2 separate regions of the Homo sapiens genome follow, and region 1 is linked to region 2. A link is an interaction called in ENCODE POLR2A ChIA-PET data of the cell type or tissue named here. Cell type or tissue: PC-9. All regions are shown on one strand. Links, peaks and the distances in the headings refer to the core of each region. The heading gives the core; the rest is flanking DNA.

What was found. Peaks named below come from ENCODE experiments on the same cell type or tissue, not always from the same donor. Only the 100,000 strongest peaks of a DNase experiment are listed, where the experiment ranks them.
Region 1: POLR2A ChIA-PET joins it to region 2 with 9 read pairs; 1 of 35 experiments calls an interaction of 5 or more read pairs at or near these places.

Annotation. Positions count from the first base shown.
Region 1 is chr3:118,476,546-118,481,922 of GRCh38, reverse strand. No RefSeq gene overlaps it. Among named protein-coding and RNA genes, the nearest start is that of IGSF11-AS1, 460 kb to the left of the region's middle. RefSeq lists enhancers at 1,220-1,837, 2,642-2,691, 4,186-4,305. In PC-9, for the core only: no CTCF peak of the experiment used is centred there; a DNase peak (open chromatin) is centred at 3,012; H3K4me3 peaks cover 581 bases; H3K27ac peaks cover 1,834 bases.
Region 2 is chr3:120,194,057-120,199,433 of GRCh38, reverse strand. All of the region lies in intron 3 of GPR156 (G protein-coupled receptor 156), which reads left to right. Among named protein-coding and RNA genes, the nearest start is that of GPR156, 88 kb to the left of the region's middle. In PC-9, for the core only: CTCF peaks have their summits at 730 and 936; DNase peaks (open chromatin) are centred at 2,413 and 3,573; H3K27ac peaks cover 1,064 bases.

The DNA.
Region 1 (5,377 bases), core at 547-4,546, 1.7 Mb after region 2:
TCAGAATCTTCAGCAATAAATGGGGTTAGTAATACAGTATACTTACTTTATAGGGGAGAGTTAAATGAGTTAATCCATGTAATGAACTTAGAACAGGATCTGGGGGCACAGTCAATATGCTTTGAATATTAGCTATTTCCAAGAGGACATTCGGTTGGGAGCATAGGTTAGTAACTTTTCTCGAAAACAATTTATCAATTTGCATCAAGAGCCTTTGAAATGCTCATACCTTTCAACGTAGTGATTCTGCTTCTTAGAAGCTATTTACTCAAACTAATGAGAAATGTTGGCAAACATGTATACAATAGATGGTCCTTGTTATTATTTACAAATGTGAATAATTGGAAACAATTCAAATACCCCCCAAATTAAAAGACTGTATGATAGAATTCATAAATTGATAAATTAAGGTTTATTAAAAAGACAGACTATCCAGCCATTAGAAACGTTTTCCAAGAATATTTAATGACATAAGCTCATTCTCACCACTTTTAAGTAAACAGAGCACAATGCAGAGTGGCATATGCTATATAATTCTGATTTCTCTGAAGACTTTGTAAAGTTGTTCTGGCATAACATTTGCTTGCTAGCATGCATCACAAACTGCATGTATTTGATTTATTGTCTAATTCTCCCAATAGAATATTATTAACTCCAGGAAGATATTCACCATATGTATTATGTTCACTAGATGTCTTCATTTTACATTGAGCAGAACAGTGCTTATTGCATAGTAGATACTCAATGAATAATTGTTAAGTAAATGAATGAATGAATAAATAGATAGTTTTGTCCATACATTAGATAGAATCATTAAAAGATATAGAAATAACTGAAATAATAACAGAGGTGGTTTTTATATTTATGTGAAATGTTTGAATATTCTCCAGTAAGTCCAAATTATATCTACATGAAAAAAATAATTATTAACCACACATGGACAATTATCTTTCTTTAGTATGTATCTTTCCCAACCACAGTTGGTTTAAAATTTTCTGTATTTTCCAGTTTTCTGTGCATGTGTCATGTTTCATATTGTCCTTTTTATTTTAGGCTTACACTGTCATTTTGATTCAAGGAAAGTTAGACCAGCCGTGTATACTATTTATTTTAGATACTGAACACATTCCTCCTTGATTAAATAAGAGACAGTTCTGACTGAATGTATTTGTTTTAACTAACCAAAGTTAAAGGGCTGTTGGATGCACCAACCCACCACATCCTAATCTTTCTTACTCTATTTCATGGGGCTCAACACCTGCAAACCACAAATCCTCAAAGTGTAGGTCATCATCTGGCTGTGGCTGCTCATTTTTGCCACTTCCTCTTTTTAAAAGAACCAATCACGCCAAAGAAAAATATCTATATATGATTTTCCCCTATTTGAAAAAAAAAATTGGAAATTAGAATTAGCTAAATTCCGAAGTAGGTGAAAAATGGAGTAATGGTTTGGAAAGGTTAGTGTGGGGGGAGCCACCCTCCTATTCACAATGGGAAATATCCATAACAAGGCCATTTAGCCAATACATATTTTCCTCTTTAGAACATAAGGGGTAACCTGAATAAAATGTTTGAATTACAAAGCAGCCTAATCCTGCGCATTCTCTGAGCAATGACTGCTATTTGTGTCAAGAAAATAAAGAGGCAGAGAAAATGAGAGAGAGGGAATGGGAGGGAGGGTGAGAGCACATGTAAGTTATCTTTCTTGCAGGAAACAGGGAAACACTAGAAATTAGATTTTTTTAAATTAAAAAGTTAGTGTTTTATATCTTTGGTAAGATCATTACTCACAGAAAAATCCCAGACATTTCTATGGTTTTTATAGGATTTTTTTTGCCTCTTTTCTAAAGGCAGAAAACGAACTCCAGTACCCACCATACCTGTAACCCCTTCCTGCCTTCAGCCTCCTTCCCCAAAATAGAGCATGTGGTATCGCTAATGTGCAGATTAATGGTACAGCTGGAAAGGCATTTATGGTCCATTTTCTTCCGATATTATTAAAACTGCTCCATCACCGCCTGTAACGGGGGCGTCCGTATTTTCTCTCGCCTGTATCCCTGACATGACATAATGCCTGCCCTCACCAGTATGCTATAGCATAGAGGTAATTGAAACATAACTCACCCTAAATTACAGGCAATGTTTAGGCAAGGCCCCAGTGAGCTTCCTAAGGCTCATTACAAGTATAAGCTAAATATTTCTTTAAGGGGGTGGGAGGAAGAGAGAGGAAGAGGGAGGGAGGGAAGGGGGGAAGAGAGAGAGAAAGAACACTTAAGAGTAACTGAGGATGAGGCAGGTTTCTAAAAAGGGAGATTTTTCTTTCCCCCTATTGTTTTAGGTGAGCCCCTATTCGACTCAGATCAGTAGCAACCTGTTATCATTATTAGTTGAATGGCTATTTCCTAGACTACTTGAAATTGTGGGTTTGCATTCAATTCCTAGGAAACTTGAGTTCACACAATTATATTTTCTGGTCTAATTGTTACTGGAAAGGGGTCCCAATCTAGATCCCAAGAGAGGGTTCTTGGATCTTGGGCAAGAAATAATTCAAGGTGAATCCATAGAGTAAAGTGAAAGCAAAATTATTAAGAAAGTAAAGGAATAAAAAATGGCTACTCCATAGGCACAGCAGCCCTGAGGGCTGCTGGTTGGCTATTTTCATGGTTATTTCTTGATTACATGCTAAACAAGGGGTGGATTATTCACGAGTTTTTTCGGAAATGGGTGGGCAATTCCCTGAAGAGGGTTCCTCTTCCTTTTAGACCATATAAGGTAACTTCCCAATGTTGCCATGGCATTTGTAAACTGCTATGGCGCTGGTGTGAGTGTCTTTTAGCATGCTAATGCGTTATAATTAGTGCACAATGAGCAGTGAGGACAATCAGAAGTTGCTTTCATCACCACCTTGGTTTTGGTGGGTTTTGGCTGGCTTCTTTACCACAACTAGTTTTATCAGCAAGGTCTTTGTGACTTGTATCTTGTGCGGACCTATGCCCTCCTGTGACTTAGAATGCCTCACCTCCTGGGAATGCAGCCCAGTAGGCCTGAGTCTCATTTTACCCCGCTCCTATTCAAGGTGGAGTTGCTCTGGTTCAAACACCTCTGAGACAATAACTCGTGAGTTAGCAGTATTTACTCCTGGAAAGGGTAATAAAAAATAAAGTAGTGGCTGACTTCCTAATGTTGTAGGACTTTCTCCTTAGTTCGGCTAAAAGCCAGGTTCTTGTCACATGGTCATGAGAGACTAGGTTCACAGACACTTTGAAGGATGAGAAAAATGGAATTTATTGGGTGAAAAGGGAAAAAAGGGAAACAGGGACTCTCAGCAAAGTGATAGTCCTGCTAGCCAGTTTCCTGCCTCCCAGACTGAATCCCAGGTACCACCCAGGAAGAGAAGGGACGAGGCTCCACCTCAGTGCACATTCCTCTCAGTGCGCAGATCTGTTGGAGGTTCTGCCAGGGATCCGTTCCCATCTGGTGTCTCACTCAGACTGAAAGGTACAGTGGGAAAGATAGAGTGTTCTCTATAATTCTTTCAGTTATCAAAACCTGAAATTTCAGCCATTGTCTTGAGATTGTGTATTTGGAGTAAAGAAGTCAACACACCTAATTTTGCATCAGCTACTTATTAGAAACATGGTTTACACCAATCTCATTAGGAAAAAGGGAATGATAGTGTTCTTTGAATGAAAAGTTCATCTGCCTACAAATCGAATGGCTTTCATTTGACTGCGTTTCATTTTCCCTTTCTCACATGAAAGGGTCCCTGTGACTCTCACACATTTGTCCTTCCTCTCAAATTTTTCCCTCCAATGTTACTTTTAGGTAGCCATCTGATTCCCCTTAGTTGAGCTGCTGTCTTACCCCTGAAGCCCTAGAAGCTTATATCCAGTGCCACAAGCCTCCCCCAGGCCATGTGGAAGCCTGGCTTCTCCATGCTGGTCCTAGTCCCAGCACTCCTTGTGGAGGGAAATGAGCAGTGTTGGGTAAGGGGAAGAGGACAGCAGAGTGCAGTCCTTACACGTGCTTCTGGAGTCTGGTCAGTGGGTTCTGCCCTCTGCACTTTTATAGCACTTTATAAGTACAACTTGTATTTATATCATATATAAATACAACATGGAGTGTCCTAAGGAACAACGCCAGTGTATTTCTCTCCCCCTGAGACAGCCAGTATATTCTAAGTGGTAAACACTTTGAGCAGCATAAGCACAAAGGTAATGTAATTGGTTATTGTCCCTGCTCTCACCCAAGGGCTCAAACTGGCTTTAAAGAAAAACAAACAAACTGATTTCAGTGTTCTCCATCAGCTTCCTGCCACTGTCCCTAGTTGCTGTGGCTGTCTTTCTCAAAATTACAGAATGGCAGTGCCTTCACTTGAGAACTCAAGATTACCTTTCACTTTCCCCATATCAGGACTGAAAAAGATTCAGAGAATCATGTAGTAGTGTTCATGACACTTAAGAGATGATGTATTCCAGTCCTCATATTTCACTCATGGTTGATCAGAGGGGAAAAAGGACCTATTCAAAGACACACAGTTAATTAGGGGCATAAGTGTGCATAGAAATAATTAGTGGTATAAGTGTAAGCAGAAAGCAGATTCTTCTTTCTCAGTTCTATGTTCTTTCTGCTATATACCAAACTACATTTTTTTGTAGTTTGATTCTACATACTGTCCTTAAAGGGTAGAATTTTAGTGACTATGAAATTGAAGTTGGTCTATTGTCACATCCATAAAGGAGTGTTAATGATTAGCTTAATGTGTTACCATCTTTTAAGAATTTGCCTAAGCACAATATGGAAGAATGAATTTCTAAAGATAGAGTGTAATACATACTTAGAGTGAAAGAACTTTTGGGTAGCCGTAATTGAAATTAGATCACATAGTCAACCACCTACTTCCCTTGGGTTTTAATGTTGGGCTTATTGTGTGTATTGGCTGATTGATATGGATTTCTGTCATAAGATTTACACCATTAGTGTTGGAAGGAACCAGAGAGTTCATCTAGTCTAGACGCCACTTTTTATGACTGCATTACCCAAGGTTACACAGCTTGTTATTTGCAGAGCCAGAACTTTTACTCATGAGGGCTGACTCTTTGCACAGTTCTTGAATTCCCTGAGTCTAGGGATAAAGTGATTTGAAAACAAGGATGTATACCAAAATACTTGGATCACCTGGGATACTTTTTAAAAATATATATACTTGTGTATATTTATTCTTCAGCTCTGCTTCTGATTCTATAGGCCTAAGAGAGATATCCAGCAATTATACTTAAAGAATACAGTATAATTTACAGATAGTAAATACATAAATCCTAAGTGTAAATGTCATGATTTTTATGCACACACATGAGCATATATAAACATATACATC
Region 2 (5,377 bases), core at 472-4,471:
GTTTGAAAAGGGAATAGGATGTTATTGAGAGAACAGTTCAGATGACCAACCAGGGATCTGAAATTAGGTAGAGACAGTAAGAGAGACTGATAAACTATGAGGAAGCAAAAGAACCAAGTGACTGGAGGTCTATAGGCTGTCAATGTACAAATGTGGCAGGAGTAAGCACATGAGAGGGCTGGAGGATAGGATGCTCACTCATTTATTCCTCAGATGTTTATTGAGTGCCTTCAGTGTCCAGGTAGTGTTCTAGTTCTGAGAGTACATCATGCACAATGCTATTGGGAGGAGAAAACAATAAATAAAATCATAATAATAAACAAGTAAATTATGTAATATGTTAAAAGGTAATAAGTACTATGGTTGGATGGGGGCAGGGGAAGAGAATAGAGCAGAATAAGAATTCAGAATTCCGAGGATAGGGTATAATTTTAAATAGGGTTGTCATCATAGCTCTGGTTGAGAAGGTAACATATGAACACACAATCAGGAGAGAAAGAGGATGAGCTATGCAGATACATGTATTGAAATATTCCAGGCAGAGAGAACAGCCACTTCAAAGCCTCGCAGTGTGTGAGTGCCTGGTGTTTTCAAGGAAAAGCAAGGAGGCTGTGTGGCTGGAGTGGAGTGGGCCTGGAGAAGATGTAAGAAATGAGGTCAAGAAACAACAGGGATCGAGTGTGTAGGCTTTGTAGACTCTGGTAAAGACTGGCTTTCCCTCTGGGAAATAGAGAGTCATTGTGGGGTTTTGAGCACAGAAGTGATGTGATCTTATGTCTCTTTAATGGATTACTCTAGCTGCTATGTTGAAAATAGACTTGAGGGAAGTGCCAGGGTAGAAGCAGGGAGACCAGTTAGGAGGCTATTGCAATAATCCAAATAAGAAATGCAAAGTAAGACTTTGATCAGGTGGTGGCAGCAGAGGTGGTGAGAAGGAGTTAGATTCTGGATGTATTTCGAGGATAGAGCCAACAAGATTTATGACAGATTGGATGTGGGTAGTGAGCAAGAGTCAGGATGACTCCAAGGTTTTTGGTCCAGGCAAATTGAAAGGTGGAGTTGCCATTATCTGAAATGGGGAAGAAGGTGAGCAATTGAGAGGGAGACTTGGAGTTAAATTTTGAACAGATTGTAGTCAAATTGGTGTTGGGATATTGGTGTTTACAATTCCTGAAGGGGAACCATTCTGAGTGACCCTAAGACCCAGAGTGTAACCTGGGGATGGGTGTCTGAAGAGGAATAAAGTGAAATCATTATGATTGAATAATTTAGAACTCTGGAGGCTGAAAAGCTAATGAAATCTCCTAGGATGTTCTACGAGGATGGTGGCCCAGGCACGAGAGTAGGGAACGGGGTCAGGCCTTATGATGGATACTTTAAATACAAATAGTTAGAGGTCACACTAATATTAGCTTGAGGTGTGCAGAATTTTAATTGGGTGCAGATTAGTGTATACATTAGAAATAAGCAAGATATTAAAAGATCAAATTTGCTGAAACACATCAGATAACATTATGATAAAGGTATTTGGAGTTTTATTTGAGTTAGATTTACAATCCCATTGTAGCATGGATCAAAAACAGTAAGTTGATAAAGAAATCAGATAAATTTTCACAATTTAAATTTTAATTGTTTTATTAAAAAGCATTTTGGAAAGACATTCATATTTGGTTTTGGATAGGTTAAAGCTCAGTGATACCATTTACATCAATTTTTATAGCATTTTAGAGAGCATGGTCTTGTGACATCTTAGGATAAGTTTTCTGTTAGTCACAGCATGCCAACAAGTACCTTGTGCTCCATTCTCTGGCCATGTTTTCAGACTCAGTAACTTCAAATAAAATAAACTGCCAAGTTGAGAAATTAACATTTGATAAAGTTTTTGCAACATCATACCATTGAGCTGGTGGATGTGGCTTAAGCATCTGAATTCATTAGAGACTATTGAAATGATAATGCAGAATTATACAGGTTTTGCAGATGTAGTTCAATATTTATCTATATGTATTGAAACCTCACTTGAGGATAGAAAAATCAAGCAAGTTCTTGTCTTACATTTCCACTCAATAAATGAAGAGGAAGAGATAATGAGAAAGCTATATAATCCTTTAAAAAAAAAATTCACCTTGTTTCTGACTGACAGTAACCCAATTCAGGCTTTTTACTCTTCATAAATGGAAGACAAGTAACCTAGATAGTACTGGCTATCTATAATTAAATATACAATATTGAAATCTATTTGCTTTGTGGAAATTATGTGTTTGTGGCTGATTAAAATATTCAGCTATGTAGGCTTCATCTTTTAGCTCAATAGAAAAATATAAATGACATTGGTGACTGAATTCCTACCAACGTGGCAAAGACATTCCCCAGACATACATAATTCACCTGCTGAATTGGAGATGATTCACCTTTCAGTGACTTCACAGGTGTTAACTTGGCCAAACAAAAAAGGGAAATCATCTTGTATTCATCTTTTGTTCCCTGAGGCAAGTTTTCAGTAAGATTGCTCGGGAAAAATATCACAATATACATATATAAGTCCATAGTATGTCTATTTGAATAATGAATTAGCACCACTGTCTGAGAGGTGAAAACTATTCAATGTATATTTTCTGGAAAATAACTAAATTGAGTTCCTCTTAACTAAATCAGAAAGAGAAGGAATCCTCAATCAGGATTTCATGTAGTACTGTATCACTCAAAGGAAAACTGATTGTATAGTGGTACTCAAATAAAGTGGGTCCAAAGAAAAATTATGAGAGAAACGTACCGATCAGTGATCTGGACCAAACAGACATGTGGCTGTGAAATCCAGGCAGTTGCTTGGTGACGAGGTCACCATCAGATAGTCATGGCTTATGTGCAGGAATGTGAGAATGGCCATGGGGAGGAATGGCCTGGGTTATGGGTCTTGCAGGAGTCCCACTGCTTGTGCCATTGCTCAAACTTCTGACTGCCCTGTGCAGCCGGTGCCAGGTCAGCAGTACTCTCTGCTCTGAATCAGTGTCAGCACTGGTCTCTCTAATGTAGTACCTTTCTTCAAAAAATGCTTTGTGAAGCTGCTGGTTAGCACTGTTCTTACTTCTGTAGTTAATATTCACCACATATTCCCCTTCTTTTGTGGAGAGATAAAGAAATTAAGGAAAATCACTCTCCATAAGTCCACAATCTGAAGACATGGAGGCTGAGGAGGCAGACCTGAATGAATAAGTGGATCATATGATAGGGCTAGATCTTAAATTTGGATACAGGAGACTTAAGGTAAACCACAGAAGCTTGTTGTTTATACATGTAGCTCTTTTGCTAAATATAAATGTGGCATGTGAAGATTAATAAATCTGAATGTAATGTACAGAATGTACTAGAACAGGAAAAAATTGGTGTTTACTGAGAGCTGAAGGTTACATCAAAAATCTAAAAAGTAATATTTTTGCATCATCTTAAAGTTTGCAAACAGTTTTGGCACATACATCATCTCATCTTTGCAATAACCTGTGGGGTAGATACAAAAGATGATGTTATTTTCATTTTCCAGATGAGGAAATAGGAGCCTGTTTCCTGGTCAGACAGGCTTAGTCAGCTGTGAGTGGCAGAGCTGGTGTTCCCACCTGTTACCCTCAACCCCAGTTCCATTGCTCCTAACATGATTGTATCCTGGATAAACATGGTATCAAGAATGGAGAGGCCAAGCGCGGTGGCTCACACCGGTTATCCCAACACTGTGGGAGGCCGAGGTGGGCGGATCACCTGAGGTCAGGAGTTCGAGACCAGCCTGGCCAACATGGTGAAACCCCATCTCTACTAAAAATGCAAAAATTAGATGGGTGTGGTGGTGCGTGCCTGTAAACCCAGCTACTGGGGAGACTGAGGCATGAGAATCACTTGAACCTAGGAGGTGGAGGTTGCAGTGAGCCGAGATTGCCCCACTGCACTCCATCCTGCACAATAGAACAAGACACTGTCTCAAAAAAAAAAAAAAAATGGAGAGTGAAATTTGGGAGGCTGAGGCAGGCAGATCACTTGAGGTCAGGAGTTTGAGACCAGCCTGGCCATCATGGCAAAAGCCTCTCTCTACTAAAAATACAAAAATCAGCCTGGCGTGGTGGTGGGCACCTGTAATCCCAGCTGCTCGGGGCTGAAGCAGAAGAATTGCTTGAACCTAGGAGGCAGAGGTTGCAGTGAGCCAAGATCATACCACTACACTCCAACCTGAGCAACAGAGAGAGACTCTGTCTCAAAAAAAAAAAAGGATGGAGAGTGAGAGAAAACTCAGAGACTTTGAAATAAGAAGTGAAAGAGGCCGGGCACAGTGGCTCACACCTGTAATCCCAGCACCTTGGGAGACCGAGGCAGGCAGATCATTTGAGGTCAGGAGTGCGAGACCAGCCTGGCCAACATGGTGAAACCTGTCTCTACTAAAAACACAAAAATTAGCTGGGCATGGTGGCGGGCACCTGTAATCCCAGCTACTCGGGAGGCTGAGGCAGGAGAATCACTTGAACCAGGGAGGCAGAGGTTGTGGTGAGCCAAGATCATGCCATTGCACTTCAGCCTGGGTGACAGAGCAAGACTCTGTCTCAAAAAAATTAAAAAAAGAAGAAGAAATGAAAGAAACTTGGCAATTGATTGGGTGTTTCTGATAAAGAAACAGAAGAAGGAAAAGGTGATTCCTAGGTTTCTAAAACCTGGAAGAGGTGGACAGTGAGATTATAATATAAGCAGCTGATGTTGGCAACATGCCTACTATGTGCCAGGCCATGTGCCAAGCATTTTGCCATATTGCCTTATTAAATCCTTACAACTCTTTGAAGGTAGATCGCATAATTATTATTCTCATTTTAGAAAAGGGTGTGCATGAAAGTTGCTCTCACTTTTAGAAAAAGAAAAAAATCTTCCCTCCAAAACAAGGCTAAGCTCAACTGGATTCACTGGCCTATGCTGACAGTACCTGGGGCCTGGGACAGTGGTTTGGTGTTCTTGTGTGTATGGATGTATTACAATGTCAGACACAAAGTAACTAAGCCGTGCTCCTGGCGGTTATGATGCTTGCAAATCCAGCACTGCCAAACTGTTTAGTGCCTCCTAGGTGCTTTGCCTGTGGTTAGAACAAGCTTCACTAAGTGGATAGTTTTGCCTTGGCCCTGCCTTTAAGGCAGTCTGCCATGTCATCAAGAGACATAGGTAAGAATGCTCTCCTCCTTAGTTATGATTTAAAAATAAAAGTATAACAAAGTATAATTATCAAATGACTATTAGTAGAAATGTTGCATTTATATACACTATTTAGATTACAATTCTTAAATACAATGTCTTTCCTTCTTGTTACTTGTAATTAATTAGTATCAGTCACTGTCCAGTGTGAGCCTGGCATTGC